2 separate regions of the Homo sapiens genome follow, and region 2 is linked to region 1. A link is an interaction called in ENCODE POLR2A ChIA-PET data of the cell type or tissue named here. Cell type or tissue: Caco-2. All regions are shown on one strand. Links, peaks and the distances in the headings refer to the core of each region. The heading gives the core; the rest is flanking DNA.

Region 1 (15,796 bases), core at 2,749-10,748:
CTATGGAAAGAAAAGAAGAATATAAAAATATGCTCTCCAAAAGTTTTATTATATGTGAAAAAAATATTTATTTTCCTCTCACAACTCATAGTTCCTGTTACTTGTTTCCTATTAGTGAGACCATATACCAGGGGTACCCAGAACCTTAATTTAGAATTAACATGTGCCATAAGAATAATATATATTAATAATATATATTTCTGTTTACGTGGTCCACTAAAATATACATTAATAGGTGTTTTATTAGAACCCTTTTCTCGGAAGTAACAGATCCATATCAAACCAGAATAGATAAAGGGGAGATATGTTGATATATGTAATAAAACCACAAGACAATCAGTTGTGGGAGTAGAAGGCAGTTAGCTAGGCACAAGAGACAATCCATAGAGGGTCTCCATATCTTTCTGACTCTCGCTTCTACTAAGCAACTGGAAGATCTGGTATCCTATGTCACAGACTTATCACCAGAGAGACTGAAAGATACTTTCTATTGTTTATGTTCAGACAATTTTGACTGGGCCTAACCTAACCTGGGACTATTCATTCACTTTTATTGTGTAATTTATCAAATGAATATTTGGAGAATTGATTGCAGTGCAAATGAACACAGCACTATGTTCACCTGATTTTTTAGTTTTCTCTTGAGTTATAATTATTAAATCAATACTTTTCACCCTTAATAATGCAAGCCCATTATTACACAGACTATCTACACTGGGGAAAATGAAGTATTTCAGAAATATAACTCTCTGCTTGAATCAGTATTTCTGTATCTCTTTTATCTGGACTAGGACTACCTCTTGTATTGCTTTAATTTTCACATCTATTTTTAAAAATCAAGAAGTATAGGAAGATTTACACAAAACCCAACCATATAGTAGTAATAAATTTGTTTTCATAGAATTGTTTTTAACTTAAATGACAGTGGCTAACTATGTAATTTGGTTTGCACAATTTCGGAAGAAATTAAGAGAAAACAATACTCAAAATTTTTATGAAAATCAAATCAGAAACCTATTGACTAAAAACCAACAAAATTTGACTTAAAAGAAGATCCTGTTTCCAAGTTAACAGAATGTAACTGCAATTCTCTCCATTTTTGTACTAGCATGGCAAATTAAAAGGTTTTGTTTAAGTGTAAAGGGTGTATTCTTTTCATTTGATATCTGCATGCTACTTTCTGTTAGCCAATTCTAAAGATGAGATAAATAATAAATGTGAGGGACCTCTAAAAATGCTAGGTGAGAAGACAGTATTAGCATATACTACCTTTTCCTTTTTCTTAATTTTGCTTTTAAACGCTGCTCTATTCTGCTAGGAAAAAAAAATTTTTTTTTTAACTGTTGTAGGGAGTGGGGCACAGGAGTTCCTGGCTTCAGACAGAGCACCACAGCTATAGATTTTGATTAATCATAATAACTACATAGTTTCAAGAACCGATTTAAATTTCCTACCGGAGCAGGAAGCAAATTATAAAACTATGCTCATGGACTCTAGCTGTTGAGAAACATTTTTTATTTGTGTTTTGTTGTTGTTGTTTTGCTTTATTTTCCCACAATGTACACTTTGTGTTTGCCCTGGAGCTACATTACAGACAACTTACCAAGTAACTTCTTGGTTGAAGGCTGATCATTTAAGGAAAATGGGGAGAAACCTGAAATATGATGGAAACTACTTCCCTAGTCTCCCAGAAGGGAGGAAACAGATTTGCAAAGGGTGTTTATTTTAATTACTAAATTACCTTTATAGTGACTTGAGGCCAGGGAGGTACTTACTTGCAAAGCTGTAATAGAATGTTTTCAGCAGGAAATCTTAAATAAGGGTAAAACCACTTCAGGACCTTGGCTGGAATTTTGAACTGTGAACATTAAGCAATCAGCAAGAAAATAATATAGCATTATTTCATTGATATAGACTGTGCTATAAATAAGCAGAAATAAAGGAAGGAAACTGTATGTCTGATTGCCTTGGTACTAAATTTCCCCGGCAAAAAAGAAAATAGAATGGGAAAACATAATAATTTGCTTCAAAAGCAGAGCAATAAAGATATTTTGAAATGTCTTATAAAAAAACCTAATCATTAACACTAAAGATCTATTCACACTGGGAAGGGGTAGACTAAGAATAAAAAGAGGAAAAACACATTTTTTCCCTCTTGAGCTTTTTTTAGTCTCCCAGTGCTGTGGAATTAGAGCAGCAAGCTGAAATGATTTATGAAATGAAAAATTCCTGCCCACCCACTTCACAGACAATCATGTGCAATAACTACTGTGTTCTGCTATGTGCCATAATATTTAGCTCAGATGTAACCAGAAAATCCCACTACACATAGAAGAGTCAACCATAAAAAGAAACAGATTTCCTTGTATTTCTCTCATGTGTTTGCACACGGACACACCGGAAAATAATATATGCATATTTTTGCACACATCAGTAATTTCCCTTTTATCTTATCCTTCCTTTTGCTTTTCTTTTCCTTTTTTCAGAGAATTTAATTTACTTTTACTTTTAAAGTAATTCCTATATAAACTTCTCACCTCCTTTCTCTATCTTGACCCCGTAACCCTCTTTCCTCTCTAGAAGAAACTCAGAACCAGGTTGTTACCTGAGTAATTTAGCAAATAACTATTTATCTAAGTGGAATGATTGTGCTACAAAAGTTATTTAGTTAAATACTGGTTTTCTTTATATTACTAATTAGGTTTATTAGGTATGTGAATACTCAGGAGAGTATACTTTGGTCTGAAACTGTAAATAGTACATTTGTTTGTGCTATTTTGCAAAGCTTAATAAAAACATGCAAAAGAAACTATGAGTATTAAATTGAGAAATCACCATTAACTGACATATACAAGACAACTGACCAGTTCTTCCACACAAATATACTTAACCAGAACGATATGAAGTATCATGGAAAAATAAATTATGTAGAAGGAAGTCATGTACTTTCCTCTGAGAATACTGTATTTATATTGGAAAATCCTATACACAATAAAACATTGACTATCATAAGACCATTTGTAATCAACCTCTCTAGTAGTTCTGGGAAATGAAGAGATTGTTAAAAACTTGGAGAACTGAGGAAAGTCTGTGGAAACGGTGGAACTTAATATAGGTTTAAAAGACTGTTTTGTATAAGACCTTGTATACCCTGCATGGCTCTTGCCACAATGGATTGCCCAAATTGATAATTATAGCCAAACTTCAGTCTTCCCAGTTAATTATATTTTCCCATGTCCTCTGGATATCTGAGCACACAAGGAAGTTTGAGAAACAACAAAGTGTGGAAAGCAAGAGCAAACCAAGTCTTGTAGAGGAAGTAGTATCTTAGGGAAAAAGAGGTCTCAATTTCCTCTCTGCCATAATCTCACTGTGTTTTGGGGAGGTATTTACAGCAATCTATGTCTCCATATCTTAACAATAGAGATTGTGTTAAGGCCAACGATTTTTAGAAGATGAATGGGTGGAGAGCAAAATGTTTCATAGTGTGGGGGCAGATACTAAATCCTCTGGCAGAGGGAAGTTTCTAACTATTCCAAGAGACAATCTTACAAGATACTCTAAAAAGCTTTTAGTCACCAGCCCCACCCGCCTGTCCCTTCCTTGTCCAACACATACAGCTGGAATTAGGATTACTTATTGTGAAGGGGAGGGGCATAGGCCTGGGGATAGAGTGGAAATTAGAGAATTACTCTTTTATTTCTCATTCCACTTTCTCAGTTCAAAATTTATTTGTAATTCCCTGTATTTCATCTTCAAGAATATTTTTGGGCACAGAGATAAACTCCAGTGTACTTTTGAATGAAATATCAGAAAACTTTTCCACTTGATCTAAAAACTAACTTTGATAATGTTTTATGATCACAGTGCAGAGCAGGTAATTCATGTCTACATGATCTCCTGCTGAATGAATTTGTAAATTGTCATTCTACAGCACACCTTTTAAAGATATCTTCAATCTTTGACTATAGTAAACGTAAAATTGATATTAATTTGTTAAGGATTTTCTCCATTAAAGTCTCTTTCTTTTTTTTTTTTTCTTGTTCCCTAGGTAAAGTGCAATGGTGCTATCTCGGCTCACTGCAACCTCTACCTCCTGGGTTCAAGCGATTCCCCTGCCTCAGCCTCCCGAGTAGCTGGGATTACAGGTGTCTGCCGCCACACCTGGCTGATTTTTTGTATTTTTAGTGGAGATGAGGTTTCACCACGTTGGTAAAGCTGGTCTTGAACTCCTGACCTTAGGTTATCCACCCACCTCGGCCTCCCAAAGTGCTGGAATTACAGGCGTGAGCTACTGCCCCAGCCTAAAATCTATTTCCTGATATTTTTTATTCTTTTCTAGTCAACTAATATTCCAAACTATAACTCTAACTGGACTGGGTAAAAAATAATACCTGAATGCATACTTGCTTTTTTTCCATTGAAAAGAAGAAACAATCAAAATGGATCCCATTCTTATGGAAGCAGGGTATAGAGTCTACCCTTCAGCTTCTGAAAGGTAACACAGAAATAGCAGTAATCGTTGGAAACTTTTCAGTTGCAAGTGATTAACTTCCTACTTAAAACAGCATAACTTTTTTTAAACAAAAATATTTGACAGCCTTTGAGGGCATATCACTGAAAGTCCAGGGATACATTTCTTTAGTATGTCTGGGATCCAAGGTGTCACATAATTCCATTAGGATATTATATCTTTCTATTCAATGACTCTTTTTATGTTGCTGGGTGATGGCTGACAACCAAATTTTGACATCGGATTACAGGGAGTGTCTTCCCTAAGAGCTCTGGATCAGATATTCTTACTGTCTCATGTGCCCACCCTGTGGCTTAGAAGAAGATTCAGCTTCACTCCCAACTAGATCATGTAGAATGTTTTCCACAAGAAATAAGGGTTCCATTACCGAAAGAAAGAAAGAGAGAGAAGAGAGGAAAACAGTACGGTATAAGTCTACTACATAAGGGCGCATTCCCAAATATGCTGGAATTTCACCACTTAGTCATTGTTAGACTTTGTGGCAGCCCCTTCTCTTCCTAAAAATTACATTCAGTTTGCTTTATTTTCTTTCATTTAAAAATTTATTTTATTTTCATTTGTAAATATCTTGATAGAGACAAGGATAAATGGAGTATTGCGAAAGACCCATTTGTATAAGTGCTAATCGTAGTCCAAATTAACTTTCCACCAAGGATAACAAAAGCTCTATATGAAAACCCCATTTTCTAGTATTTCTTTGAGAAAATAGTAGCTAACATAAACTGAACTTTTACTGTGTGTACATTAAGTGCAAAGCACTATGATATGTGACTTACATATATTAACTCATTTACAACTCACAACTATCCTATCTTCATTTTATAGAGAAGACAACTGAGTCACTGAGAGATTAAGTAATTTACCCCAGTCACACAGCTGAGATTTCAACTATTTTAACTACCTTGTTTAAGTTATGTCAGTCAGCAGTTTACATAGATTTATGGTTTTCTTTTCTTTTTTTTTTTTTTGGGCAAGCTGGAATTTGTGTTTCTGGAGAAAAGGAGTTAATTAAACAGAATAAGCCATAAGTGTAGACAAAGACTTGCTTTCTTCTTTTTAGAGCCTAAACTGTCTATTCCAGAAAACCTATTTTAAATAGCACAGACATATTCATTCTCCAGCCTTCAGCAGAATTTTCCCAGCTACGGTGACAAAAATTCTGATATTTTAAACTATTGACTGGTCAAACTCTAAATTCAGTAAAGATAGGCTTGTCTCATTGTTAGTATTTCTCTTATTATTTAAAAGTCTCTAAGAATAAATTTTCCTTTTGGAGTTTTGAAGTTATAAACACGTGGTTTTCTTCTTGTGCTTCAATTTCTAAATGAAACCACATGGATAGAGAAATGACTTCACATGACTGGTGAGAAATACCCCAAGTCATTTGCTCCTTCTGCAGTATGGTAATATAGTCCATCTGAATTAGTCTGACATAAAAGGCACTGGAGAGTATTGGTTAGGACTTGATTGGTTGCAAGTAACATAAACTCAAACTTAAGTCCAAAGAGGACTTCATAATGAAGGTACTAGTGTTTTTCATAAACGTGCAATCCAGATTTAAACTGAGCCTCAGGAACAACTGAAACCAAGAGTTCCAGCACCCTTAGGATTTCTGTTCTGTTTCTGCTTTTTCTGTTTTGCTTGTTTATTCATGAGTAATGGTGGTTTTTTTTGGTTTTTGTTTTTGTCATCTGTGTTATATAGTAGAACAAAAATACGACCAATACCCAATTTTTATCTTCTTCTCAGACTTACCTGGAATCCTATTTCTGATTCTAAATTTTCAAAGAGAGGTTAACAAGTCCAACTTGGGTAAGTTGTTTATTCCTGGTCCAATTAGTTGTCACCAGGGAAATGACTAGAGTTGGCTCAGATTTGCTCAGCTACCAACTTTTGGAACAAGTACAAAATAACCCATGTGGGTAGGGGAAGTGGCAGCTCTCAGAATAGGAGGATTCTAGGCAGTCAAAACAATGTATCTATAGCACTGAGCCTGAGCTTGCAATTTAAAATCATTTATCTGATTTCTCATTTAGCTGAAAGAGATCTTGAGACTTAATTTTTTTCCAGTAGTGTTTATAAAAAGTTAGTACATTTTCTGCAGATTTCAAAATGTAAAAGCTAAACGCTTAACTCCAATAGCTCATATAATGTCAGTGTAAATTATCCTGGTGAAATTTGCAGAAAAATACAAAGAAAATAATTAAATGAAAAAGCACAAAAAATTACAGTCAATAATCTGACCCTTGTTGGTTCTCATCCAAAGTACATCAGTTGATGTAATTTTCACCTTTCATTTCTCTTTCTAACCAAAAACAATAATAAAGAACAATGAACAAGCTATTAGAAAAACAGCTGGAGGAAAAAGAAGAAGAGAAAGAAAAAAGGGAGGGAAGAGAGGAAGGGGAAAAGGAGAAAGATTCCAATACAATTTATGGATAATTGTATGATCTGTTGAGATGCTTTTTTTTTTTTTTTTTTAACAAATACTGCATTTTCCTCAACCTGGATAGCTATAACATTTCATCTTTAGTACCTAAGGGAAGAAAGACGACATTGAAGAGAAAGAGAGATGGGAGATGTTTGTCAATATTTGGGTTTTGAATTTCAATTTTCTTGTTCTGAGAAATAAAATATTGTCTAGAAAAGACATGGGGCATAAAACTTATACCTTAAATAATAAAGGACATTTTTCCTTATGTTCTCCCAGCTGAAACCCTGCCACAAGGTTAAGAACCTAAACCAAGCTGGTTAAGAACAAAGGGAAAACAATATTTAGATGTCGGCTTTTCATTTTCTCTATAAAGGCTTTCCTGCCCTTCCCCACACCTTCAGGCTAAGTAGGAAGGAGAACGTTAGAGCCACCAGATTTATTTGTGGGTTTTGAAGTCAGGTGGTCCTATATATCACTTTTGGAATAGAGGCTGGGAAGAGACAAGCCCCATAGGGTTCCTCTGAACTCTGTTTACCTTGGAGAGGTCGCATGTCCACATGCACCCAAGAAGGATATGGAAATGGATGAGAGAACCCAGGGCTGGAGAGCCCACGCTGTGGAATGAGAAGCACATGGCTGACTTTTTCTGGAATAAGGAAGACAAGGCAGAGATCTTCTTGGATTGACAAACAGAGGTGGGATAAGAATTTCTCAGCTGATGCTGGTGTATACAAATGACTTGAGGGAGATTTATGTTCCCCCTTCCACTCCTGCTCTCAATGCCTTTGCTGTCTATCAACATCCTAGAACTTAGACACTAGACCTAGGGAAAAGTTTGGGTGAAGGAGGGGTGGCTTCAGTTGCCTGAGGAAACTCCGATTACAACGAGATTATTTTAAACTGATTGTGATTAAGAGTCTGCCACTAATGGAACAACATAGGCTTGAAATAGAAGTAAAGTTATAACAAATACAGAAAATTTGATTTTTTGAACACATATGTTTTATACTAAAATTTGTAGCCATTACTTATTGAATAGCAGAATTGAGAAAATGATACCTATCAACAATTTTTCACCTATTTTTCCCCAGTGAAGTGTGTTCTCTTAACCAGAGGTAAAAATAGTCATTTAAAAATAATCCTAATGCCCACCAATGGGATATTTGAGTATTTCCCCTTTGTTTTAAAACCCTGGGAACCAAATTCCCTGACATTTTAATTGTTGGCTGTATATTCAAATGGAGTTATGTCATTTGCTAGAAATTTTTATTTGCTCCTTTGAGATTTAGTCCTACTTGCTGTTCAATATATGCATCTTTCTTCTTTTGTCTATTTATTTTCTTCACTTCCTCTGACCTTCTAGTACTTAAACAGCATCACTAGAACGAGACCTCCTTGTATGCTATTCCTTAGTCTGCCAGTGATAAAAAAGAATCATTTAAGTATACTTCCATAGAGGCCACATGTGTACCATGTATAGTGCTTAATATAAATCATGAGGAGAGGGCCTCCAGCATCCTATGAATAGTCTTGAACTTGGTATGCTGTAATAGGTAGTCTTTGATCCAAGGAAACCCACAATTGAATTAGCAGAGATGATTTCTTTTTTGCTTTCTTCTCTTTCTCATGCCCTTGCTAGATCTGTATCTCAGAAAACTGTATCCCTAGTGACATATGAGGAATCATTCTATTTGCAATGTCTGCAGCATCTCTGACTCAGTAAGTGACTATTAGCAAGGGAAAGTAACAAAGCTAGACAGTTCAAGAGAATAAAACTTGTCATGGCTCTATGGTAATAGTCTTTCATTAGTCCAGGGTGGAGAATAGAACAAAATGATCGTAATAACCAAGCGATAAATCAGATTATGGTAAGGATCCCTCTCTACCACACTGACATTTAGATTTAAATTTTGCTTAATTGAACTCTAGCCTTAAATGGCCTAGGAGGCTAGTGTTATATGGAAGACATTTATAACAAACCTCCCAGCTTAGAACTTTTGGTCTAAGTTATCTGTTGGCTCTGACTTTCTGCTGCTATCAAGCTTCCAGAGAAAAAAAAGGGACCAGGAAGCCATCCAAGAAGCCATAAGCAAATGTGACTTAAAATGATGGGTTATAAATGGCAGCTTTCTAGGTGTTCTGCAAGCTCCATATGAATACAAATTATACCTAAACTTTTCTTGGGTAGCCGTCCCCCAACATTTTAATTTAATTTTTATGCTTTGGCTTCATCTTATTTTCAAAAGGATTTAAAGTGACTTCTAAGATAAATAAAACATTTTAAATTGATATAAACTAGGAATAGGTAAAAATGAACAGAAAGAAGTATTTGTACATTAAGTGAGTTAGGAATGAGTCTAACTCAAAACTGAACATCAGATGGTCTTATGAATAGACACAACATACGTTCTAAGTTTATAACAAGGGAAGGAAAAAGGGATACCTGATGGGTTAGTTATATCTGATCAGTCAGTGTGTCCATATGCTCATGACAATTATTTAGAAGAAACAAAAGGAAAAGCATCTGCAGGATCCTCATGTTGGAAAAATCCCTCAGCCTTTGGCACAGAGTTAGATAAATAGTAGGCACTTGAAATAGGCTTACTAGTTAATAGGACAATGACTACTATCTGAAATTATAATTATAAAAAAGAAATGTTTCAAAATGGAAAGAAATTAAAATCAAGGAAGTTAATGCTCTTGTAGTATATTTAAGTACTAAAATGTTTCAGAGCACTGTACCAAATTTCCGGGGAGGGAGAAAGTACGAGCTCCATCAACCTAATGGGAGAAATAACATAAATCTCTTACCACGAGATGTAAGATAAATGTTAATTTCTATAATGACAAATACAGTACTGTTATATGAAAAGCTCATTGACCTGAGGGCACTACTAAGAAAATGTTTCTCTATTTTTTTTTTAAATGTTTTTACAGTATTTTAATAGTTTGAATTCCTAGTCGGGGGGAAATTATCATCTACCCATTTCCAGCAGGGGGCAGAATTACCATAGAGGAGGTAGATGGTATAAAAATATCAGGAAACAAGAAACAAAATCAAGCAGAAAAGTAAAAAAAATAGTTTGTATTTCTTGGACTCTTTCCAAGTTGACAAATATTTATCAATTTTTAAAAGTAACAAAAAGTTCTTCATGAAATATTTAGCTATTGCTACACTATTGTTTACTACCAAAGGCAATTTCTTTCAGCTACACAGTAGGAAGGTTGATTTTTGTGCAATGCTTTACAGCGTCAAGTTCTTACTGTTCCTATATGTCAAGGAGAGCAGTTGAAGCTTTACAATGATTTCTACAAGAAAATGATCCCATGTATGCTTGCTTTCTCATACTGAAGACATCTTAAGCTTTGTTGAAAAGTTCTTATCTTTCTAATTATACCTTCAATCAATGAAATAGAAAATGAAATAGAAAGTTGCAGCCAGTGGAGTGCTGGTAAATGTTTAACAACTGGGTCTCAAAACAAAACAAAATAAAACAAACAAAACAAAACAAAACAAAAGAGGGTGCGTGTGTGTATGTGTGTACATCATCTTGTAATAACTTTTGAGTATATAAGAATGTGTAAGCTTTTGTTGATTTTTCCTAACTCTTGTAATCATAGCCAACCCATAGCTGCAATTGACAAATACATGTGGTTCTGATGTGAATATTGGCTGCGATTTTTCTTTCCTTTTTTATTTTTTTTAACCCATTAAGATAAAAGTGGCCCTAACACGGTGGTTCACGCCTGTAATCCCAGCACTTTGGGAGGTGAAGGCAGGCAGATTGCTTGAGGCCAGGAATTTGACACGAGTGCGGCAACATAGCGAGACTCCATCTCTCCAAAAAAAAAAAAAAAATACAAAGAAAATTAGTTAGGTGTAGTGAAGGGTGCCTCTAGTCCCAGCTACTTGGGAGGCTGAGGTGAGAGGATTACTTGAACCCAGGAGGCGGCGGTTGCAGTAAACCGTGATCACACCACTGCACTCTACCCTGGGCAACAGAGTGAGACTGTCTCAAAACAACAAGTAAAAATTTTAAAAAGATAAACGTGAAACAGCAAGACCAATGTCAGAACTTTCCTCCTTCATCTATTATGTGAGTGATGTATATGCTGAATCAGGTAACAGTTTTTAAGTGTTAGAAAACTATTTTCTCAATTTTTTGTGCTGCACAGTATAATGTCTCCAGACATGACTCACTTTTAAGTTTAATCTGCATTATTAATGTTTCCTGTATCACTTTCTTAAATAAAGACAATAAACAAAACAATTAATCAAGCCCTGATTTATAGCATTTGCCTGCTCTGTGGGTTAAGTGATATGAATACTCTCACCATGACCCATTTCAAACTACTAATGCAGTATCACTGAACAGAGTTGAGAAGAGATGCTCAATAGCTCATGATTATGTATTATTGCTACCATATAGATTCAGTAAGGAAAATTACCTAGACAACATAGGTGATACTAAAATGTATACAATATTTAGGAAGTGCTGGGTTTTGAGTATTTATTACCTTTGATTTTTAATGTGATAGGTTATATGTGCCAGCTCCAGAACACCACTGATCATGAGAAACTTTGTGAACTCTTAAGACAAAAGTGTAACACGAAAGGAAATAAAATTAACACTAAAGACTTGGAAATAAAAATGGAGTTAATACATTTCTCCATTTAGTTCTATTAACACTAAGATTTACAGAAGCGTTAAAAGAAATGCAATTCCTTAGGTCAATATATTTCATTTCTTGAACATGTGGAATCATACCTAGTACATTTGTGTTTTCCCAAGATAAGACATAATATATAATAATCCTTTTGTGTTCCCTCCAAGTAAAGTGATTTATAGGTGAATGAATAGTATTATACCAAAAATGTTTATTAGTATTTTTCAAAAATTATCTTTTTTGAAAATTTTTTTTAATACTTCAAAATTTTCAGAAATATTTTCTAGCTGGGAGATAAAGATCATCCTAGCCTTCTCTCAGCTTTTTCTGGCTGTCTTCTAGCATATTTATGTCACGGCTATAGCACAAATTGGGGACAGTTCTACACACAAGAAAATGATTCTGAACAGAATTTCTCAGGTTCATTCTGGCTGGAGAAATTTAGGCCACATGCTGACCCCTGAAGTTAAAGGTGAAGTTACTTTCTATTTAAACATACGGACTCCATTCAGAAGAATGAAATTCTAAAAACTGTTAGAAAGAGTGGAGCAAAGAATGAAGGCCAGATAAGAAACCAACAAATGCCCATTATATCTTCTACTCCAAAGTCATTAAGGAATACCATTTTGTTTTAAACATCAAGTTTAAACTTCTCTGCTTTCAAATTCTGCCACATTTTGCCCCACTCTTAACTACCCAACTTTACTTCCCACCAATTTCTTTCTATCCTTGACAGGCCAGTCTCACTCTTCTAGGACTTTATAATGTTTATACCTGGTTTTGTACCTCATTGTCTTCTCTACATTTGGAAGATTCTTTCCTCTTTCCTCTTTTCCAGTAATTAGCCATTAAGGCCCAATTCAAAAACTTACATTCCATTTTTCTTTCCACTGTGAATGATCACAGTTCAATTCAATTAAGCATTTGTGTACTAAGCAACTAACGTGTATGGTAGAAGATTTCTTAAGAGCGTGGTGAGTTGAAGATACTTGTGAGAAATCTACAAACAGCTATTTATGAAGAAGCTGGAAAATTGGAGATCTAGAGTTACTGAGAGTTTAGGACCAAAGATAGAGACTTATCCACATAAGTACTGAAATAGAAAGTTTGCCTAAGCTAAGGCAAAACTATAGAGAAAGAAAAGAAGAGAACTAAAGACAAAATAGACACATAAGAAGTGAGGATATGGAGCAAACCACAGCGACTGAGTAGTGTCAGAGAAGAAGAAGGAAAAATCTGTTCACATAAATCAAAAAAGGAAAATATCGATTAAAAAGGAAAATATTCAAAGGCATCTAACACAGTTGAATTAAGTATGTGAACTTTGGTTTTCTGGATCTCACCATTGTCTGACTGTAGTTTCTACTTCATTTCAATGTGATAAAATATAATTTGATTTGTGACTGATCAAACATTGGATTAGATCTACCCCAATCCCATTAGACCTGCTCAGAGGAAAATGGACCTTGTGCTATAAACATAGTAATCTCTTCCCTTTTACAGGGTATATGGCAGACAGTTCCCAAAGATAAGCATATGAAAGAGACATGCCATCCCAAAGTATGTCTTTTTTGGCAATTAATTTCACTATCCAAAACTTCCATTTAACACCCTTCCCCACCAATATGCCGGTCATTAAAAGGACAAAACATATCCTTAGTTGAATATTTAAGTTCAATTTAAAAATGTCTCTTTCTTCCAATCTTTGGTATAATTTGACATGTTCTGTGATTTTCAGTTGTCAGGCATATTAACTTATGAATCACTACTGTATCACTTTAGGACAAGTGAAAACTTTTTGCTTAGACAAAAAAAAAAGAAAAAAGAAAAAAGAAAAAAATTACTGAAGCTGAAATCAACTCATTGCCCCTAGCCCTGCCCAAAAGAAGAAGAGAAAAACATCGAGGCATGAAAAAGTGTTTTTCAACCCCTGCTACTCTGTGAGTCACAGAGCTTGATGCCATAAATTAGGCAATTTCTCAACCATAGACTGAATGTTATATCACATAATCACAGAAGTAACAGTATTTTGTATTACTTGTTTAAATTTTGTTTTCTGAAGTATCTTTCTTACAGCATAATGCTAGCAGGTACATTTTAAGGATGTTAAAACTGTATCTATTCAATTCTTGACTTAACAGGGATACTTACATCTTAAGTAAAATTTCCCCAAATGTGCTTTAGAAACAAAAAGGCATTTATATTTTTACATCAGGGTTGTCAAGGGCTGCAAGGTAGAGGGGAGATATTGACTATAAGTGAGACATAACAGAACTTTTTGGAATGATAGAAATATTCTCTATTTTGATTGTGGTGGTGGTGATATGATTGCATACATTTGTTAATATACATAAAGTACACACACAAAGGGTCAATTTGATGGTGAGTAAATTACATCTCAAGAAAAGAGAGTAAGAGAGAAAGAGAGAATGTGCAGATAAATATAAAATTAAAGTTAAAAGGGTATTCATATTTAAAATTAACTTCTTTCCTGAGCTTCTTAATATAGAAAAAAAAGAGGGAGATTGAAACTTCACCAAAATTACTTTCTCTGAAGAATCTCTGAATTGTATAACTCCCATAATACTGAAAAGTTAAGAAACTTACATTTTTACAGAATTAAAAATACAATGAATTTATGATGTATAAAATATGTAGGCATGATTTAAAAAGAAAACATGGAATATCCTTTTAATCTTAAAAGAATCCAGTTCTGGCTATATTTTTTTCTCAGTCTTTTTATGTAATTCAAATAGGTTTGATTTTTATACCTGTTCTAATTTTAAGTTACTTTGAAATCACACACAGCAAGATACTTTGAAATGCCTTATAATAATTAAGACAAAAATCCTAAACATATAAAAATAACACAATTTATTTATTAAATAGTAAGTGTATTGAGCACTTACTATATGTGTAAGACAATGTTAGTCACAATTGCAAGGACTTATGAAGATAAGCAAGCTGATCACTGAATTAAGGGAAGAAATAATTGCTCATAAGACAGGTGTTTTAAGCAAGGCTGAGCTCACGGACAACATACGAAAATGCTGGGGTTGGTTGAAAGTCTGGCTGCAAAGGAATAAATACTACTAAGGCAGAAGAAGCACAAAATATAAATGACAGGAAGTTTGTAAAGAAGAATAGTAGATTGAGGAGGAAGTGGGATCAAGAAAATTTTTGTTTAGGATAGGAGCTAATGAAGATGGAACATCAAAAAGTCACTAAGAAAACATCAGCTACTGCATTGAGAATAATATTCTGATGGGGAGGTTCACCTTGCCAAGGCACTGGGGTACTTCTTTCTCAGAGACAAAAGCAAAAAATAAGATATAATAATATTAAGAATGAGAGGAAGCAGGTGTTGACATATGATATAAGAAGAAGAAGCTGTGCCCCTAGGAAATTCAGGGCTGGATAGCTTTAGAAGCACTAAACACTAAATTGATATGGTGTCCCACCCATACGTCCCTACCTAAATCAAAATTTTAGAAAAATATTAAAACACAAATTATTTCTAGTGAAGTTCAACAAAGTTCTGATATTTCACATGATGAATATTTCTGGTACTTTATGTTTGAAATATCAAATTATTTCAAAAGAAATGATGTTTAGTGGTTAGTGCCTGTGCTTTGCTGGTACCTCAATTCATGCCTAGACTCTCTGTTGAGTTTCCAGCAATAGAATTTGGGTGGTTGTTTAGACCATGTGCCAAGGATGGCATCACCTGAGAGAGTGAGTGAGTGGACAAAGTGATGAGTCTAGTGTTCAATTTATTTAGTCATTTGATTGGTCACTCAGAGATAGATCAAACTAACCAAACTCACAAGGTTCCGTTACACAAATGAAAAAGCAAATACAATAATAAAGAGAAATGTCACAAGCAACCAAGATATGCTCATTTTAAACACACCTTCTCCCTGTGCTATTTGATTTGTAACAGGGATATCCTTTTCCAGTGCTTAATATGTTTGTGTCGGCATTTTTGCCTTCACCAGAGAATCTGATAAACCAGGCAAATGACTGGAAATGTACAAAGTAAACATAGAATCCAGGCATTCATTTCTTCACTAACCATTCACATAACGGGAACTATACTAGGCACCAAGAATGCACTGAAAAATGAAAGCAAATGATCAACCTCATGCATCTTACCACCT
Region 2 (15,796 bases), core at 2,868-10,867, 71 kb after region 1:
CGAACGGAGGGACTGGCTGAAGCCGTGGCAGAAGAACATAAATTGTGAAGATTTCATGGACATTTATCAGTTCCCAAAATTAATACTTTTATAATTTCTTATGCCTGTCTTTACTGCAATCTCTGAACATAAATTGTGAAGATTTCATGGACATTTATCACTTCCCCAATTAATACTCTTATAATTTCTTATGCCTGTCTTACTTTAATCTCTTAATCCTGTCATCTTTGTAAGCTGAGGATGTATGTCACCTCAAGACCCTGTGATGATTGCATTAACTGCACAAATTGTTTGTAAAACATGTATTTGAACAATATGAAATCAGTGCACCCTGAAAAAGAACAGAATAACAGCAATTTTCAGGGAACAAGGAAAGATAACCATAAGGTCTGACTGCCTGCGGGGTCGGGCAGAATACAGCCATATTTTTCTTCTCTCAGAAAACCTATAGATGGATGTGTGAGTAGGAGAAATATCGCTGAATTCTTTTCCCAGCAAGGAACAGCCCTGGGGAAGGAATGCACTCCCGGGGGTAGGTCTATACACGGCCGCTCTGGGAGTGGTCTGTCTTGCGCAGTTGAGATAAGGACTGAAATATGCCCTGGTCTCCTGCAGTGCCCTCAGGCTTACTAGGATTGGGAAATTCCATCCTGGTAAATTCTAGTCAGACTGGCTGTCTTCTCTTGAACCCTGTTTCCTGTTAAGATATTTATCAAGATAATGTGTGCACAGTGGGACACAGACCCTCATCAGTAACTCTAATTTTGCCTTGCCTTGTGATCTTTATTGCCCTTTGAAGCATGTGATCCTTGTGACCTACTCCCTGTTCATACAACCCCTCCCCTTTTAAAATCCCAAATAAAAACCTGCTGGTTTTGTGGCTTGAGGTCGCCATCATGGTCCTACCAATATGTGATGACACCCCTGGATGCTCAGCTGTAAAATTTCTCTCTTTGTACTCTTTCTCTTTATTTCTCAGACTGGCCAACACTTAGGGAAAATAGAAAGAACCTATGTTGAAATATTGGGGGATGGTTCCCCCAATAATTCTTCTCAAGGTGACTTATAATCAGCTACAGCCCAGGGCTTACTTCTTTTAAGGAGTTCATGAAAAGGACTTTTGAACACTGGTTTCTTATAACTTTATAGATTATGCCATTGGATTAGAGAGAAAACTTCCGGGACTCTAATTAAAAGGCTAATGTGTTCATAAGGATTGCTAACCCAACATGAAGCAGAGCAGCAGTTGATTTTATGGATTAAACTGATGGAGAACTAAAATCATTTTAATGGCTTTGTTGTTATTGTTGTTGTTTGAACCACTGCTGACTCTTCAGACTCTGGAGAACTGTTTTCCTGCTGAGCTATTTACAACCTTTAATGCTTGAGTAGAGTATACTCTTGTAAACAGAATTTGGGACATATTTCTCTCTCTCTGCCTAATTTATCCAGAATTTGTAAACTGTTTGTGAATATTCTTAATTCATGGCAATGTTTTTGGCTGTAAGAGTTCAGTAAGAATCCGTTTTTGTTTTGTTTTGTTTTGTTAAACAATGGGACACAATTGGAGGAACGTATTTTCCCAGGGCTTTGACTGAAATGGCCTTGTGAGAGGCTACAGAAAAGCCAATTTAAGAGAGCCTATATAGACAATGATTCTTGCTGCACATTGTGTGGGTAATCAGGCCAAGTATATGAGATGGAAGCTTACTTTGCAGGAGGATTGGTCCTGCTGTAATTTGACTTTAATGGAAGTAGGAGACTGGAAAGAGAAAGATTGTGTTTCAGGAGAAAACTGGGATGAGATTAACTTTTGATTCCTGAGTGGCCGCATGGTTACTCGTGGTATGGAGCTGCTCACAACACCCCTCCTCAGCATGAAGCAGCCAAAAAGATCAACAGCCAGATTCTCCATGATTGAGAAATTAATAGAAATGGGGGACTCAAACCTCTATGAATCCCATAGAGCTGGTGTTTATGGTTTCTTTGAATAAACATAGAAACTGATCCTCCCAGTCTTAAAACTGAAGAAAATTACAGTTGTCTTATCTGAGTTCCTCGCTCAGAAAATCAACCATCAGTCCTCCCAGATAGTATCAGACCACTGCATTTGGACAATGAGAGGGCAGATCCCTTACCCATCATGATTGTCTAACCAACCACCTACTTCCTATTAACCAACTCCTCTTCCTTACCCATTCCTAGTTCCTGTTTTCCCACACATGGTTACAATTCTTCCTTGCTATACGAACCACTAATTTTAGTCCATCAAGGAGACAGATTTGAGACTGAGCTCCCTTCTTGGCTGCAGCACCCTATTAAAGCCTCCTTCTCCAACAATACTCATCATCTCAGTGATTGGCTTTCTGTTCAGCAAGCAGCGTAGGACCTAGGCCAAACCCTTGGTATTTCAGTAACACTATAACTAGCTTCTCATCAGTTCAGGTCAGACTTTTCCAATAAATAAGTATAGGTCTGGTCAAGTTTTTCTACCAAATGAGTATCAAAAATCTTTTGATTTTCAAAGATTTGGGTACTAATTGTGGTAAAAAGATCACATACCTGTATTATCTCCTTTCTACAGGTAGGGAGCTAAGGTGTATGAAATTAAGTAACTTGCTTAATACTATATGGTGAGATAGAAGTTAGAGTCAAGATTTTCCAATTCAATAGAGGTTCCTTTTCATTATGTGATACACCTTTCTATTTTTTCTCCAACATCATCATTCATTCGGTTCTTCATTAAAAATTATTAACTGAACATAAGCAATATGGAAGGCTTTATGCTCCATGGCATATACTCTAGGGAGTGTCTTAAGGCCATGATTATAATCAAGGGTATGTATATTATGGTTGCTACAAAGCCACAGTAAAAATATGAAACATACGTCCATAGAAAGACATGTGTGTGAGTGTTTAAGGAAGCTTTACTTATAATATCCCCAAATTACAACCTAAATGTGTACCAACAGATGAATGGATACACAAAATGTGATATATTTATATAATGAAATAATACTAAACAATAAAAAGGAATGAATATACCAGCTATAACATTAATGAATCTCAAAATTATTATGCTGAGTGGAAAAAAGACAGAAAAGAGCAATACTGCCTGATTCCATTTATATAAAACTCTATAAATAGAAACTAATACATACTGATAGAAAGCAGATCAGTGGTTGCTTGCAGGGAGGGGTACAGAGAAGGGTAAAAGGGAAAACTTTCGAAGGGGTACAAATAAACTTTTGAGGGTGATGAGTATGTTCATTATCTTGATTGTGATGATTTCATGGATGCCTACATATGTAAAATTTATAAAATGATACACTATTAATAAATGCAGCTAATTGTTTATAAACTGTATGCCAACAAAGCTGTTTTTAAAATATGGACCATCTTCCTGGAGTTAAGAGTTTTACCAGGAAGCTTGAAAGGAAAAAATAAAAATTTAACTAGACTTTAAATATATTAAAACAATAGGAATACTATATGTATAAAGTAAAATTAAATCACTTCGTAATAGGAAAGCTCTAGATACCAAAATTTATGCTTATAGTAGGCGAGGTCTAGCTAACTCTTTAAGATACCTCAGGACCTGTTTATTTTCACTCTTCTCTCAAGTTAGCAGACTTTAGTGGTAAGGTTTGAATTTCTGCCAAGGGGTTTACAAGGTCACATAAAAGATGTAAAAAGTACCTCAATACTTATAACATATCACTGACTTTAAGTTTCCTGTGCTTTTATTTCAGTCATTCCATCTTTAACAACATTGGCTTCTTGCATTTCTCTATTTCTAATTCTAGGAGCACTCATTATTTATAATCAAAGGAAAAAAGAGGAATACTCCTTATGCTACCATAATTGTAGTGTCCTGTGATATGAGGAGAGTGAGCCCTGCTACATAAATGCCCATATTTTATCTCTGGTACTTTTTCCTAAAGAGTCACAGAATAAATGAAAGGCAAATCTTAAAACATCCAACAATTCTGATGCTTTGGAGTCTGTAATAGTCCACTGACCCATCTGAATAATCAGAAACATGGTAATTTATCACAGCTATTTCTGGTTTTTTCAGATATTGTATATCAAGAATGTATAACCTTCTCAAAGAAAAGACTACCATGATTCTACGCAGTCCTATATTTTCTAAAAGCAAAATTTAAAAATTCAGATGAAACCTATAATAGTTGGAGTGAAAAAGAACACCACTGCAGAACATGGTGTATATTAGTACACAAACAATAAAAAAGAAAATTCTGAAGGGATTCGCAAACATCTTTCAGTTGTCAAGTGAAGTAGAAGAGCAGCTGAGTGGAGAAGACAGCAAGAGGCTACAGGTCATTTCAAAATGTTTCAGGTTGAGGTCCAGGTTAGTCCATCTCGGACTAGGGTCTAGATCCAGGTTAGCATATTTCAAGTACTAAATAGACTTTTTATTGCTTAATATTATTTCATTATATGGATATATCACATTTTGTGTATCCATTCACCTGTCAACAGACATTTGGCTAGTAATATTGTGATATTGTAGATAAGGCTTCTATGAGCGCTCTGCACAAGTCTTTCTGTGGGTTTATGTTCCATGTTTACAATGCAGCTTTGCAGCAACCATAGTACATATATACTTGATTAGAAAGATGGCCTTAAGATGCTCCCCAGAGTATACTCCATAGAACATACAGCCTTCCATGTCTATGTTCTGTTAATAATTTTTTAATGATCATAAAGCCGTACGAGGTGATCTTGAACAAATATTTGAGAAATGGCGAAGAAAATTGGAAGAGAAAGTTCTGATATTCTAAACAAGAGAACAAATACATTGCAGAAACTATGAAAAAGTAAGAATAATGTTAATTCCCAGGAAAAATACTAGATCCAAGTGTAAAAGGTTGCAGAACATTATGTCAAGTTGAATCTCATTTTATGATTTATAAATCTTATTTTATACAAAGATTTAAAAACCTTTATTAATATTTATGCAATGAGATTCAATTTGACATTATGTATAAGATAATGTAAAAGATATATGTGTGTATTTTACATGCATAATATATGTACTTATAAATGCATAGAAAAACTTCTAGTCTACATAAAAACTCTGTAGTGTCTTCTCTACACAAACTGGGGAATCTAGAGGAATTACATTTGTGACCCATAAGAAAAAAAAACTTACTAAAATATAGCATGTGCTCATTAAAATTTCTGTCTAAAATAATCTGTTTCCTATCATACTAAGTAGGACAAGGCAATGTATCTTTAATTCATTCCAATTCAAAAAAAAATTCAACAAATGAAATGGTGTCTTGTCACACCCTGGTAGATGAAGTAAGAATTTGTGAGGGCTCTTCCTTGGACCACATCAATTGCAAACGAGATCTCTGCAAGTTTTTCACAAGGCTTTGCACTGGGAGAAAGCAGCACACTTAAAGACACAGATAAAGTCAGAGAATTATAAACAGTCAGATAAAGGTTCTGAAACTGTTCCGAAGATGAATAGTTGCAAAACTGAGAATGTTCTACATGAAGAGAAAAATATTTAGATGAGCCTTTTTAAAAGTATTTCAATGTAAGTTATACTACAAAGGCAAATACTTATTTTTGCGGTGGTGGTTCTTCCAGAGGGCAGAAACAGAAACAGTGGTTAAAATTTAGAATAAGGCTGATTTGGTTAGATATATTAAAAATTTATAACAAGTATAAATGTTCCAGCAATGAATTTTCTTGCTTCAAAAAGTATCATATTACTTACCTGACAATATCTTTTGAAATTCAAATTAGCATGCCTTTTGACAAAGAATTTTTACTTCAAGGACTTTATCTTCAAGCTATCGCACACATATTTTCAAATACATGTGTACCAACATGTTGGTTGCAGCATTGTTTATAAAAGCCATCTAGAAATCAGCAATCCAGAGAAGACCTACAGACCCTCTGAAGGAAGTGGACTACTCCTGAAGGACCCAGGAGACCCCCCAAAACTCTAAGTGCCCCAACTGCAGAAGTGGGAAAGGGAGACCCTCCTCTCCCAAACACACACCCCCACTGGAGACGCTGAAGGTCTGTTTGCAGGAGAAGTTTATGACCTTACCTGGAGCTGAGTCCATTTGGAGAGCCGAGTGAAATACAGGGGTACAGAAAGCAGCAGAAAGGCCCTGGGAGCTCGCGGGGTCCTGTAGCAGGCCATTCCTGCCTGGCAATACAGGGATCCAACGGGAGAGGAGCAGGGGGTAAAACTACACAGGGAGAAGCAAATCTCTAACTGAACTTCGTAACAATTTGAACAGGTGAGAAGCCTTCTGGCCAGCACTCGGGGGAGGATGTAAATCCGGTGTGCAGACTCCTTAGGCAGGGAAAGAACCAAGCCCTTTTCTTTCACAGCTGGGAGGCAGATAGCCTGGGGTATGTTTTCAAGCCTGTATCGCTCTCCAGCTGGAAATGGTCTGGGGGCTATTGATGGGGCACAATGGGAGTGAGACCGGCCCTTCAGATTGCGTGGGAACTGGGTGAGGCCTGTGACTGCCGACTTTCCTCAACTTTCCTGACAACCTGCATGACTCAGCAGAGGCAGCAATCATCCTCCTAGATACACAACTCCAATGACCTGGGAATCTCACCCCCATCCCTCCCAGCAGCCGCGGCAAGACCTGCCCAAGGAGAGGCTGAACTCAGACACACCTAGCCCCGCCCTCACCTGATAGTCCTTCCCTACCCACCCTGGTAGTGGAAGACAAAGGGCATATAATCTGGGAGTTCTAGGGCCCTGGCCACTGCCAGTTCCTCCCCATAATATCACAGCTGATACTCTCTGGAAAGTGCCACCTTCTGGCAGGAGGCCAACCAACACAAAAATAGAATATTAAACCACCAAAGCTAAGAACCCTCATGGAGTCCATTGCACACCCCCCACCATCTACACCAGAATGGGCACCGGTATCCATGGCTGAGAGACCCATAGAGGTTAACATCCCAGGACTCTGTGCAGACAACCCCAATATCACCCCAGAGCTGGGTAGACTCGCTGGGTAGCTAGACCCAGAAGAGAGACAACAATCACTGCAGTTCGGCTCACAGGAAGCCACATCCACAGGAAAAGAGGGAAAGTATTACATCAAGGGAACACTCTGAGGGACAAAAGATTCCAAACAACAGCCTTCAACCCTAGACCTTCCCTCTGACAGAGCCTACCCAAATGAGAAGGAACCAGAAACCAACCCTGGTAATATAACAAAACAAAGCTCTTCAACACGCCCCCGCAAAATCATACTAGTTCACCAGCAAAGAATCCACACTAAGAGGATATCCCTGATTTATCCAAAGATAAGACGAAGGACAGAATCTTAAGAGCTGTGAGGCAGAAGCACCAAGTAACCTGTAAAGGAACACCTATCAGATTAACGGCAGATTGCTCAGCAGAAACCCTACGATCTAGAAGGGATTGGGGCCCTATTTTCAGCCTCCTCAAACAAAACAATTATCAGCCAAGAATTTTGTATGCAGCAAAACTAAGCATCATATATCAAGGAAAGATACAACTGTTTTCAGACAAACAAATGCTGAGAGAATTTGCCCTTACCAAGCCACCACTGTAAGTACTGCTAAAAGGAGCTCTAAATCTTGAAACAAGTCCTGGAAACACATCAAAACAGAACCTCTTTAAAGCATAAATCACACAGGACCTATTAAACAAAAATACAAGTTAAAAAGCAAAAACAAAAAACAAAAACCCAAAGTACACGGGCAACAAAGAGCACGATGAATGCAACGGTACCTCACATTTCAATACTAACATTGAATGCAAATGGCCTAAATGCTCTGCTTAAGAGATACAGAACCTCAGAATGGATAAGAACTCACTAGCAAAAGATCCACACCAAGAAGCATGATAATAAGTCAATAAATGTGATACACCACAGAAAGAGAATTAAAAACAAAGATCACATGATCATCTCAATAGATTCAAAAATGTATTCAACAAAATCCAGCATCCTTTATGATTAAAACTCTCAACAAAATCGGCATACAAGGGACATATCTTAATGTAATAAAATCCATCTATGGCAAACCAACATCCAACATAATGCTGAATGGGGAAGGGTTGAAAGCATTCCCTCTAAGAACTGGAACAAGGTAAGGATGCCCACTCTCACCACTCCTCTTCAATGCAGTACTGGAAGTCCTAGCCAGAGCAATCAGACAAGGGAAAGAAATAAAGGACATCCAAATCAGTAAAGAGGAAGTCAAACTGTCACTGTTTGCTGATGATATAACCGTTTTCCTTGAAAACCCTAAGGACTCTTCCAGGAAGCTCCTAGAGCTGATAGAAGAATTCAGCAAAGTTTTGAGGTACAAAATTAATGTACACGAATCTGTAGCTCTTCTATACACCAACAGTGACCAAGCAGAGAATCAAATCAAGAACTCAACCCCTTTTACAATAGCTGCAAAAAGTAAAATAAAATAAAATAAAATAAAATAAAATAAAATAAAATACTTAGAAATATACCTTTGGATGCAGTCCAAAGACCTCTACAAGAAAAACTATGAAACACTGCTAAAAGAAATAATAGACAACGTAAACTAATGGAAACACATCCCATGCTCATGAATGGATAGAATTAATATTGTGAAAATGAACATACTGCCAAAAGAAATGTACAAATTCCATGCAATCCCCATCAAAATACCACCATCATTCTTCACAGAATTATAAAAAAAAATTCTAAAATTCATATAGAACCAATAAAAAGCCTGCATAGCCAAAGCAAGACTAAGCAAAAAGAGAAAATCTGGAGGCATCACACTACCTGATTTCAAACTATGCTATAAGGCCATAGTCACCAAAACAGCATGGTATTGGTATAAAAATAGGCACATAGACCAATGGAACAGAATAGAAAACCCAGAAATACACCCAAGTACTTACAGCCACCTGATCTTTGACAAGGCAAACAAAAACATAAAGTGGGAAAAGGACACTCTTTTCAACAAATGGTGATGGGATAATTGGCTAGCCACATGTAGGAGAATGAAACTGAATCCTCATTTCTCGCCTTATACAAAAATGAACTCAAGGTGGATTAAGGACTTAAACCTAATACCTGAAACTATAAAAATTCTAGAAGATAACATTGAAAAAACCCTTCTAGACATTGGCTTAGGCAAGGATTTCATGACCAAGAACACTTGCAAAAGCAAATGTAGTAAAAACAAAGATAAATATCTGGGACCTGACTAAACTAAAGAGCTTTTGCATGGCAAAAGGAACAGTCAGCAGAGTATATAGACAATCCACAGAGTGGGAGAAAATCTTCACAATCTATACATCTGACAAAAGACTAATATCCAGAATCTACAATGAACTCAAACAAATTAACGAGAAAAAAACAAATAATCTCATCAAAAATTGGGCTAAGGACATGAATAGACAATTCTCAGAAAGAAGATATACAAATGACCAACAAACATTTGAAATAATGCTCAGCATCACTAATGATCAGGGAAATGTAAATCAAAACCACAATGCGACACCACCTGCAAGAATGGCCATAGTCAAAAAATCAAAAAATAGTAGATTTTGGAATGGATGTGGTGAACAGGGAACACTTCTACTCTGCTGGTGGGAATGTAAACTAGTACAGCCACTGAGGAAAATAGTGTGGCGATTCCTTAAAGAACTAAAAGTAGAACTACCATTTGATCCAGGAACCCCACTACTGAGTACCTACTCAGAGGAAAAGAAGTCATTATTTGAAAAAGATACTTGCACATGCATGTATATAACAGCACAATTCACAATTGCAAAATCATGGAACCAACCCAAATGCTGGTCAATCAATGAGTGGATAAAGAAACAGTGGCGTGTATATATATGTGTGTGTGTGTGTGTGTGTGTGTGTGTGTGTGTGTGTGTGTGTAATGGAATACTATGCAGCCACAAAAAGGAATGAATTAATAGCATTTGCAGCGACCTGGTTGAGTTGGAGACTATTATTCTAAGTGAAGTAACTCAGGAATGGAAAAGCAAAGGTCATATATTCTTACTGATGTGTGAGAGCTAAGCTATGAGGACACAAAGGCATAAGAATGATACAATGGACTTTGGGGACTTGGGGAGAAGAGTGGGAGTGGGACAAGGGATAAAAGACTGCAAATATGGTGCAGTGTATACCGCTCGGGTGATGGGTGCACCAAAATCTCACAAATCACCACTAAAGAACTTACTAATGTAACCAAATACACCGGTACCTCAATAACTTATGGAAAAAAAGAGCCATCTAACTAAATTATAGAAAACATCCCCAAAAAGTTATGGTAAGTAGCAGCTACAAAGAATAAGGAAGATCTACATGACAAGCTATTCATCAAGTGGAAAAGGTTGCAGAACATTATGTCAAGTTGAATCTCATTTGTATAAGATGTAAAAGATATATGTGTGTATTATATATAATATACATATAAAAGATATATGTGTGTATTATATGTATAATACACACATGTGTATGTACATATGTACGTATGTACCTGTAAATGCGTAGAAAAATTATCTGCATAAAAATTCCCCGTAGTGATTTTTCCACATGAACTGAGGAATCTAGAGGAATTACTTTATCTTTGTATTGGTATTATTCTGTTTTTAAACATGAATTATAGCCTTTTTAATCTATAAACTAATTTAAAAGTTGTTGCATTTGTTATTAGAAGGATTTTCTAATTATCTAATAATTACATGCAATTATATCTATATTATCTATTATACTAAAGCTATAGTATCTGTAATTATGATATCTAATCTAATTATTAACTGCTATCAGTGACATAGTATTTCAGAGAATCTGTTTTGCCATCAGAACTAGAATCTTAGTTCTACAGCTTTCTAAATGTGAACTGTTGCTGGAAACTTATCTCTAAGCTATGAATTCCTTATCTGTAATGTGAGGATAAGTTATGAATTAAAATGAGGCTCAAATGAGATACAACTGAGAAGAGATTTCTCTATCATATGTAATTCTTGGAACAAGAATTTGTTAATTATATTAAGCTTAAACAAGATTACTATAACACAGTAGAGGCAAGGAGGAATATATATATATTTTTTTAATTCTCCAAGCTTCCCCCTTCAAGGCTTGAAATTTACCTTTATTGTCTTAAAGTCATAATAAATTATTTAAATTTTCTAAATTGAACAAAGACTTTTCTTGCTATGTTTTGTTCAGTTTGACCAAGCAGTTTCAAATTTTAATGTGAATAAAAATTATTTTATACAGTTGACTCTTACACAACACGGGTTTGAACTGAATGGGCAGTTCAAATCCCGCTTATGGCGGATTTTTTTTCAATAAGTGCAGTCAGGCCTCCACATTGTCAGGTTCCACATTGGCAACAAAATGCAGGTGGGAAGTGCAGTATTCTCGAGATGTGAAACTCACGTATAAGGAATGATGACTTTTTGTATCCATGGGCTCTGCAGCGCCAGCTACAGCATTTGATTATGCTAAGACTTTGGTTATTAGTGAGGGTCCTGGAAGCAATCCCTCACAGATATGGAGATATTTTTCAAAGGCAATTTTAACAAGGCATATTTTTAATATGCCAGTTTAAAAACTTACTACATGTATCTATAGGTCATTGGTTGAATTATAGCCCCCAAAAGATATGTCTACCTAAAACCTCAGAAAGTGACCTAATTTAGAATGAAGGTCTTTACAGATAAGGTAAGTTAAGGTAAGGTGAGGATGGATGTTGAGATAAGATTATGTGGATTAGAAAGATTATCTGTCATTGTCATCCAAGAGAAAGTGTCCTTATAAGAAACAGAAGAGAAAAGGACACAGAGACATGGAGAAGGCCATGTGAAGATGGAGGCAGAGACTGGAGTTATTCTGTCACAAATCAAGAGAGTCAGGCACCAGCAGAAACTGGAAGAGGGATAGAAGGACTTTCCCCTACAGCCTTGGGAGGGAGCCCTGCTGACACCTTGATTTCAGACGTGTTGCCTCCAGAACTGTGAAAGAATAAATTTTTATTGTTTTAAGCCACTAAGTGTTTTGTAATTTGTTATAACAGCCCTGGGAAGCTAATAAAATATGTAATGATCATATCGGTTATTGTCCTAACCAGGTCACTTCTGAGAATGAAAGGGAGCACTATGATTAAGTATACCAGTACAATCAAGATAAATAGAATTGTTCTTGAAAAACAGAACACATGGTCACTCAATCCATAAAACATGAGACTGCATCGTAATGCATGCAAAATGGTTAGCAGAGTGGCTCTAATAGAGTATGCCCTCAATTTAAAAAGTAACTTTTATTATAATTATATATAATTATATTATAAAAGGAACTGGGGCTCTGGAATTGTGGACGATCTGATTAGGGTTACAGGATGGAGGTAGTGCAAAGGAGAGGCAAGAAAATGAAGATGAGAGAAAAGAGAAATCATTGGCCAAAGGAAGATCTCTGTCAGACTAGTAGTAGTCAGGCAATTGCTAAGAATTCTGATTGCCACAGCTGCTCTCTGCCTAGACTGTCTTAGCCAAAAATCATGAATAATGTTCAAATTCTATCTCAGTTGAATAACTTGGAAACTCTGTCCTAATCTACTATTGAGTTGTAAAAGGAATCATCAGAATTTGAAAGAGTAGATGAGAAAATACCCATAAGTGTATTTAGAGACTAGATTCCTAGAAGAAATTTTCTTTTTCCTTTTTTTCTTTTTTAATGGAGACAGGGTCTTGCTCAGTGTTCTGTCACCCAGCCTGGAGTGCAGTGTCACCTTCACAGCTCACTGCAGCCTTGACTTTCGGGACTCAATCTATCCTCCTACCTCAGCCTCCTGAGTAGCTGGGACTACAGGCATGTGCCACCATGCCTGGCTAATTTTTGTAATTTTTGTAGATATGAGGTTTCACCGTTGTCCAGGCTGGCTTGTCTAGAACTCTGGGGCTCAACCAGTCTGCCCCCATTGGCCCCTCAAAGTGCTGGGATGGAAGGCGTGAGCCACCATGCCTAACCTAAATTCCTAGGATAACTTCTTCTAATTCAACTACCCAACAAGAAAAACTTAGTGTGAGAACTCAAAGAGACATTGGCCTAGCCAGTCGAATTCTCTATTTTAAAATTGGAAGTGACTGGGCACGGTGGCTCACGCCTGTCATCCCAGCACTTTGGGAGGCGGAGGCAGGCGGATCACGAGGTTAAGAGATCAAAACCATCCTGACTAACATGGTGAAACCCTGTCTCTACTAAAAATACAAAAATGAGCAGGCGTGGTGGTGTGTGCCTGTAGTCCCAGCTACTTGGGAAACTGAGAGGGGAGAAACACTTGAACCTGGGAGGCGGAGGTTGCAGTGAGCTGAGATCGCGCCACTGCACTGCAGCCTGGCAACAGAGCAAGACACCATCTCAAAACAAACAAACAAACAAACAAACAAACAAACAAAAAAACTGGAAGCCAGCAGCATTCTGGATATCATGTAAAACCATATCATGTAAGAATGATTTCTCCTATTTTACTATACATTTCTGCTTTCAGGAAGAATTAGAGTCTTTTAAAAGATACAAGTAGAGTAAAATTTTTAAAATAGATATTAAAAATTAAAATGTTATTAAGTAAACCAGAAAGAAATCTAGGATAATATAGGTACTGTAAGCATTACATTTATCTCTGAATAGCTAGTCATCAGGATGAAATAAAAGCATATCTGACACACACAAAAAAATTGCAATTAATCAAGTGATTATAAGTAAGCAATTTATCCCAAGATTATTTTTTGACATTTGTACAACATAACAACCACAATGTGTAAAATATCTTTAACAATCAATTTACAGTTAATACATTCTTTATATTAATATTTCTTACCACACAACTGTAATCGTCACATTGTTCTTTGAATGCTTTATAGAGAAAAAGTATATAGGTTGGGTCCAAATATGTCTCTGCTAACATATGTCTGTAAAGATAAAATTGTAGAGGTATGAACATACTTTGAGAATAATAGTAGTTATTACCATTGGAATATAATTCCCAATTTCCTTCCTTCTAGCACAGTTATGTCAAAATACTGTTTGTGGTTTTAGCTCAGGATGGGAGTATATAGTTTTATAAATCTTAATGTCTCACTGCCTAAGATAAGAGAAGCTTTTTTTTTTCATTCATGAATAGCTATATATCTTTTTTTCTTGAATTGTCCAAGAGAAGAAAGGAGTAATTATTTTAGATCAAGAAGCGTTAATGAACTCTTTGGGCCAGGCGCAGTGACTCATACCTGTAATCCCAGCACTTTTGAGGCAAGTAGATTGCTTGAGTCCAGGAGTTTGAGACCAGCCTGCACAACATTGTGAAATCCCATCCATACAAAAAATACAAAAATTAGCTGGGTGTGGCTGCGTGTGTTTGTAGTCCCAACTACTCAGCTACTCTACTTGGGAGGCTGAGGTGGGAGGATCACTTGAGCCCAGGAGGCAGAGGTTGCAGGGAGCTAAAATCGCCCCTCTTCAATCTACCCTGGGCTACAGGGCAAGACCTTGTCTAAAAAAAAAAAAAAAGAAGAAGAACTCTGTGGAATGGCAAGTGAATCCTCCAGCTCCTAAACGTGGCAAACTGCTGGGATGATTCATAAAAAATCTCACTAGAAAAAAAAAAATGAGCTCATTCTGGAAACTGGAAGTGATGTTTTATCTTTATTTTTTTGAATAAATACTTAATTACCCACATCATAAGGAAGGAATGTTTTAATCAAAGATAATAGAATGCATTAAACAAATGCATTTCCTCTTCAGTTACTGTTTCTTTGGTTATGTTTTTTCTGTGTTTTAGAACATGCGGAGATTATTACAAAATGTACAAACAATTTCACATAAAATTGCTGCCCTTACTCACTCTGTCCACATTATAAAATTGGAATCTGTAGACATATAATTATATGCATGCTTTGTTTCAATTAGGTAAATATACAAATTTAAAGGACATATATTTGAAATAGATCTCATAAGGCAAAGAAATGTGAGTATATCAACAACAAATTGCAACTACTGCCATTGATCTTGATAAAAATTTAGATATCCAATAAGAAATTCAATATAAAGTGATTTCCTCAATTCTTAGCCAGTATGGATTAAATGTCAACCTTGTGAAGGAGAAAGAGACTAGTGAGATAAGGTTATGGTTTCTCATGGCCTACACATCCCTGTTTCATCCAGAATGCTATCAGTCTTACCCTGCCACTATGCTTAAAACCATTTATCGGCAGGTAATTGGAAGCAAGGAGGGAGCAGGAGGAGAGGGAAAACAAAAAGGTGTCAGATACAGATTCCAAAACTGATTTTAGTTTAAGATCCATGTATTGTACCTAAAGACAGGGACAGTAAACTATTGAAAGACTATCTAAAGTTCTAAACTATCTGTCAGAATAAAAGTTATATTAGAATGCAGTTTAAAATTTGGCTTCTTTTTGTTTACACACTCAGATATAACAATATTTTCAGCATGTTTCCTTTTCACTACATTACTAAGCTATGTAACAATTTCAAACAATGTTACTGTCTTGGAACCTATCACTACTTGGTAAAGAATACAACACAATGCATAGAACAACAATAACAAAGGCAATTATAATAACTAACATTTACTAAAAATGTTCTGTGTGTTAGGTCCTGTTCTAAGCAATTTTACATATAATAGCACATTTAATGCTCGTAATTACACAAAGAGGTAAGCATAATTAGTATCTCCATTTTATAGATGAAAAAAAATTGAAGTACAAAGAATTTAAATGATCAAGATCGCATGG

What was found. Peaks named below come from ENCODE experiments on the same cell type or tissue, not always from the same donor. Only the 100,000 strongest peaks of a DNase experiment are listed, where the experiment ranks them.
Region 2: POLR2A ChIA-PET joins it to region 1 with 11 read pairs; 2 of 35 experiments call an interaction of 5 or more read pairs at or near these places.

What each region holds. Positions count from the first base shown.
Region 1 is chr10:52,561,338-52,577,133 of GRCh38, reverse strand. All of the region lies in intron 1 of LOC124902426 (a long non-coding RNA gene), which reads right to left. All of the region lies in intron 1 of LOC105378305 (a long non-coding RNA gene), which reads left to right. Among named protein-coding and RNA genes, the nearest start is that of LNCAROD, 99 kb to the right of the region's middle. In Caco-2, for the core only: a CTCF peak has its summit at 9,957 (motif pointing right); no DNase peak of the experiment used is centred there.
Region 2 is chr10:52,490,300-52,506,095 of GRCh38, reverse strand. No RefSeq gene overlaps it. Among named protein-coding and RNA genes, the nearest start is that of LNCAROD, 28 kb to the right of the region's middle. RefSeq lists an enhancer at 5,721-6,920. In Caco-2, for the core only: no CTCF peak of the experiment used is centred there; a DNase peak (open chromatin) is centred at 6,675.